Linked DNA regions of Homo sapiens: region 1 is linked to region 2. Evidence: read pairs that join two places in POLR2A ChIA-PET (ENCODE). Cell type or tissue: GM12878. All regions are shown on one strand. Each heading gives the region's core, and the rest is flanking DNA. Links, peaks and the distances in the headings are about the cores only. Region 1 has its middle 360 kb from the start of LINC01052. Region 2 has its middle 870 kb from the start of LINC01052.

What was found. ChIA-PET counts read pairs that join two places held together with the same protein. Peaks named below come from ENCODE experiments on the same cell type or tissue, not always from the same donor. Only the 100,000 strongest peaks of a DNase experiment are listed, where the experiment ranks them.
Region 1: POLR2A ChIA-PET joins it to region 2 with 5 read pairs; 1 of 35 experiments calls an interaction of 5 or more read pairs at or near these places.

Annotation. Positions count from the first base shown.
Region 1 is chr13:65,504,809-65,507,740 of GRCh38, forward strand. No RefSeq gene overlaps it. Among named protein-coding and RNA genes, the nearest start is that of LINC01052, 360 kb to the right of the region's middle. In GM12878, for the core only: no CTCF peak of the experiment used is centred there; a DNase peak (open chromatin) is centred at 1,303.
Region 2 is chr13:64,992,327-64,995,258 of GRCh38, forward strand. No RefSeq gene overlaps it. Among named protein-coding and RNA genes, the nearest start is that of LINC01052, 870 kb to the right of the region's middle. In GM12878, for the core only: no CTCF peak of the experiment used is centred there; DNase peaks (open chromatin) are centred at 1,445 and 1,665.

The DNA.
Region 1 (2,932 bases), core at 292-2,791, 510 kb after region 2:
ACTACTCATTTTTTTTTCATTCTTTTTCTTTTTGTTTCTCAAACTGGGTAATCTAAATAGACCCATATTCAAGTCTACTAATTCTTTATTATGCTAGTTCAAATCTATTGTCAAGATATCAGAGTGCAGACTGGCCAAGATGGTGAAACCCCATCCCTACTAAAAATACAAAAATTAGCCAGGCATGGTGGCACGTGCCTGTAGTACCAGCTACTTGGGAGGCTGAAGCAGCAGAATCACTTGAAGCTGGGAGGCGAAGCCTGCATTGAGGTGAGATTGTGCCGCTGTTCTGCAGCCTGGGTGAAACAGCAAGACTCCGTCTCAAAACAAAACAAAACAAATTTAGATTGTATTTTTCAACTCCAGATTTTCTATTAGGTTCTTTTTATAATGTCTATCTCTTTGTTGATATATTCTATTTAGTGAGGCATTATTTTTACACTTTTGTTTTGTTATTTAGATATGGTTTTCTTTAGTTATGTATTATGTTTAAAATAGATAATTGTTTTTATCTAGACAATCCAACATGTGAGCTTCCTCAGGGAACCTTTCTATTGATGCTTTTTTTATTATTCTTTTGTATGGACCATGCATTGTAGTTTCTTTAAATGTTTCAAAAGTTTTTGTTGAAACCTAGACAACTTAAATAATATATTATGGCAACTTCTAAAATCATGTTCTTCCCCTTTTCCAGGGATGGTTGTTGGTTTTAAGTGATTTGCTGTGCTGCTTTTATACCATGTGTATTCTTTATAATGTATGACCATTAAGTTTCTCCTTATTTAGATTAATGGTCAACTAATGATTGCAAAGAGATTTTCTTTAACATCTGAAACCAGTAAGTCTCCTAGACTTTCCTAACAGGCTCTCTTTCTGTGTTGAGGCAGGCTGTTAATGCTCAGACAGTTAGCTTACAACTCTGTCTTAGCCTTTACCTTCCTGTTTGTGCAGACTTAACGTTAGACAGAGCTAAAAGCTTAGGGCCTTCTCAGGTCTTTTCTAGCTATGCATACAGCTTAACATATGTGCATGGCCTTATTGATATCCCCAAATTTGTCTTTGTTTTCAAAGCGCCCCCATGGACATCTCCTTTACCAGCCTTCCCTCTGAAGTTTTTTGCTGACTTTCTTGTTTGCCCTAATTGTTATCACGACTTCAAGTGGGCATAATTTTAAACAATTTCTGCTGATTATTTTTGCAAAACATCACTGAGAACAGGTTGTGAACACTGGAAGAGCTCTAAGATAGGTGAAATGAAGACACTCCTTCTGAATGGGGGTTTCCATGAAACTGCCAGACAGGTCAAGTAATGACAATTCTCAGGAGTGGTGCTTTAGGGAAATCCAATCTGCTTTTTCTAGTTTCAGTGGCTACTAGGCTGGTGATTTTCATTATGATTACAAGTCTGTATGTTTTCAAGGTTACTGTTGAACTGCTGAAAGGAGGGTTGGAAAGGGGCTAGTTAAATGCTACAAAGCTCACTGTTCTTACTGAGACACCCATTTTTCTTGAATGAATGCCTCTTGAATTTTTGCAAGATTTGAGTTCATTTCTGAAAAAATAAGTTTAGGCAATTTTTATCAGTGGTCTCATATGGAAAAGAGCATTTTGGGAGTCAGTACACTGTCATTTCCCCTGATATTTCCCTGTATTTATTTTTTTACTCCATGTATTTCATAAGTCACCATTATCAAATAAATTTATGTACCTTATCGTTGCCTCTGTGATTGTGTTTAGCTTCATCAATTTATGTGTTGAGAGATAGTTAAGAATTTTTCCAAAAAAAAACTCTTGTAAAATATTGACTGTGGAAAAGCAGTTATTTATCATTCTTATAGGCAAATAATTTTGGAGAATGTAGAAAATTGTATTATAGTCACAACTTTGATGGCAAGTTTATAAAGTTATGGTATCATGAGATAATTATATTACACTGGTGCAAAAGTAATGGCAAAACCTCAATTACTTTTACAACAAAGTAATAGAAGCATTTAATTACAAATATTGGTATAATAATTGGTATAAACTTGCACATATTTTACAAGATAAAATTCAACCAAATAAACCAAACCAGACCCAAAATGAGAAATGCAGTATGAGAGCCTCTATTTCTTTTGCACAAGGTTGCTTTTAACTAAAAACATTTGTGAGGGGAGTCTTGTGATATATGTTCTTTAAAAAGTCTTTGTTCAGCAGCTGTTATTAATGCATTTTATATGTTTTGTTTTGTCCATTTTAAATTTAGGCTGCTTTTGTTCAAGTGAGTGAAAATAAGAGATATTGATTTACAGTGGTCCATAAAAACAGCACAGAGGAAATAACATACACTTTAATGATAATGCTACAAGCAAATTATATGTATTGAGCATTGATTATATGTCAGAGTATGCATTAAGTGTTTAAGTCAATCATCATAGCAAGCTCATAAGGCAGGTTCTACAATTATACTTATTTTATAGATACAGAAATTGGGGTTTCAAAAGATTAAAAACTTATGAAGTTTGTAATAGCAAAGCCAACTAAATCTGTGTCTGTCTGATTCCAACCCCAAGCTATTAGTCACTAACTTTTATGGTCTCTCAACCCAAGTATTATGAAGTTATATGTTTAAATCTGAATTCTGATCATTCCTAACTGTACAAACATGGGAAAAACAATTAAGTTCTAATTTTCAAATCTGTTCATTGTAGATAATATTCAACCTCACTGTTTTGTTTTTGAGGATTAAATAAACTAATGCATGTGAATTACCAAGTACAGAGTAAAGAGATTATAAATATTCTTAACCCCTGAATTACATGATTAGAAATTCAATATTGGAAAATAATTTCAGCTTCTAAGGAGAAAAGGAAAGTATAAAAATTCAGGAACTTCTATTTCAGGAAGATTTTTTGCACACCAGTAAACAACTTAAATATTTGCCTCCAGAAAC
Region 2 (2,932 bases), core at 189-2,688:
TAAATTTGGTCTTCCCCACTTTATGATGGTGATCTTAAATTCCCAATACCCTTTTTCAAATGTAAGTAAAATGATACTTTCATATAAGTTGTGAGATTCAGTGAAGTTATGTATGCAGGGCATTTGGGGCTGCTCCGGATTCCATAAGTGTTTGTTATAATAATAAATACAACAGTCTCCCCTTATCCTCATGAGATACATTCCAAGACCTCCAGTGGATGCCTGAAACCAAAATAGTACTAAGCCCTATATTTACTGTTTACACTATACATACCTATCTATGAGAAAGTTTAATTAAGCAAGTAAGAGATTGACAACAATATCTAATAGAATAGAAGAATATAACAATACGCCAGCATCACTACTCTTGCACTTTGGGGCCACTATTAAGTAAAATAAGGGCTACTTGAAGAAAATCATTGCAATACCAGGAATACCAATCTGACAACCGAGACCACTCCTTAGTGACTAACTGATAGGCACCATAAACAGCATGGACAGATTGGACAAAGGGATGATCCACGTCCTGGGGGGGACAGAGCAGGACAGAAAGGGATTTTATCACACTACTTAAAATGGCATATGGTTCAAAACTCATTGTTTATTTATGGAATTTGTCATTTAGTATCTTTGGACTGTGGTTGACTGCAACTGTGGAAAGTGAAACTGTGGATGAGAAGGAACTGCTGTATTTTTGTGACTGCTGGTATGTCTAAAAATGTCTACACCTATCTACACCAATATATGTTAGAATGCATTTTCTGCTTCAGAAACCTTTTTAAATCTCTGGTCTGATTTATTGAAAGTTAAAGAATTATAGGTACCATCACAAGGTGAGGCAGTATCATATGTTTATTCAATATATTTGCTGCCTCCGCAACCATTTTAGGCCTCACATAAGTTATTTGGAAGCCAAGCACACCTTTGAAATGCTGTGCAATCATAAAAAGAATGAGATCATGTCCTTTGCAGGAGCATGGATGGAGCTGGGGGCCATTTTCCTTAGCAAACCAACACAGGAACAGAAAACCAAATACCACACGTTCTCACTTATAAGGGGGAGCTGAATGATGAGAACACATGGACGCATATAGTGTAACAACAGACACTGGGGCCTATCACGGGGGAGGGTGGGCGGAGAGAGATGATCAGGAAAAATAACTAATGGTTACTAGGCTTAATAACTGAGTGACAAAATAACCTGTACAAAAACAAACAAACAAACAAAAACACAAGTTTACCTATGCAACAAAACTGTATCCCTGAAGTTAAAATAAAAGTTCATTAAAAAAACACCCCTACCTGTGTAGTTGTGTATGATATAGCTTGCTTGTTCCTCATCTCAGTGACCCAAAATTCAACACACACACAGCTGCTACGGAAAACCTAATGGTTAATACCAGAATCATGTAAATAAGTTTTTCCCTTTGTGTGTGTGTGTGTGTATTTTAAACTAGTGAATCTACAACTCCCACGGAAAAGTGTAAGGCGTAACAACCATGAACCTTAAAAAAGGGATAGTCCTACAGATCCTCACCTCTCTCCTCTCTCCCCACCCACTGGTATATCTCCCTGCCACCTCTAGAATTCCTGTCAGCCCTCATTAGCACCCAAAGTCTCTCCGGGATATGTAAGTAAAAAATATCTTCCATCTCATGCATTTTGGTTTCACTTCCTCATTGTGTCTCTCTTGACAAATGCACTTTTGTCCCACTCAGAGCTCTCTTAGGGAGTAGCTATTTTGGCTTAGATCTCTAAGACCATATTAGAACAAAAAAAAAACACAATAAAATTATAATAGTCAGTTATAGATGTATTTGTGGATATCTATTTTGCATTTGGTTCTGGAAAGTAACTTTCAGAGTCAGAAATCCCGCTTAGAAAATGAATAAGGAACAAGAGAGGAGCTAGCTTTTCTGCACCCTTGTTCGTTTCAAATCATAAAATCATCGTCGTCTCACTTTCAACCTTCTGTTTCCCTTCCCTTATTACCTTCCTTTGGCATTTGCCCGCAACTAATTTAAAAGTTGTATCCACTATTTTTACATTTTTAATTGTTACTCTAGATAGTTTACAAGCGTATTTAAAGTAACAAACTCTGTTATTAAACACCATTTTTAAGAAGCCTAGAAGATTTCAACTTCTTTTAAATATTTTCCCCCAATTCAATGCCATTGCTTTTTAGTTTAACTGTTCTATCCCCAAAATATCAAGTTAGATGTTATTATTTTTTCATTTTTTACAGTATTATATATTCGTTTCTTTTCCCATCATGCTTTCTTTTTGTCAGAACTATTCCCTAGAATTTTTTTCTTTTGTTCATATGACTTGGAAGTTCCTATAGTGAGGATTTATTGGTAATAAAGAAGAATTTTTCCTCAAAATATATTTAATTTCTCTTTTACAAGCAACATAAATTTTCAGTTAATGTATAGTTATAGGTCAGCATTTATTTTTACTCTGAACTTTTTCTCACCCCTCTTATCTGTTTTCTGTTCTTGATGGTGGGACATTAGCTTTCAGTCTCATTTTTGTGTTCATAGGTGGTCTTTTCTTTCTGGTATTTTTCAATAAATTGTGAGTTCATATTCCTTAGAAATTTTATCTGGAGAAATTAATAGAGTCTTGGGTCAAAGTTGTGTAGTAACAGGGAGAAAGATATTCCATTTTTTTCTGCAAGGCAATTGGTTGTTCTAAAATAATGAACATAATTTAAAATTTAAATTATACATCCAGGGAAGATTTTTGCCTTTTTATCAAGAGTAAGTGCTGAGATTACAAATTTCCATATTTCCCTTTTTAAGAGTAGCCTCTTTCAAGTTTACACATTGTAGACATGCCCAAAATGTATGCAGGGCCTCTTAACTAATTCTTCGTATTACTTGGTCCTATTTCTTTTTCTGTTTCGTTTTTGTTTTTTCCTCTATTACCT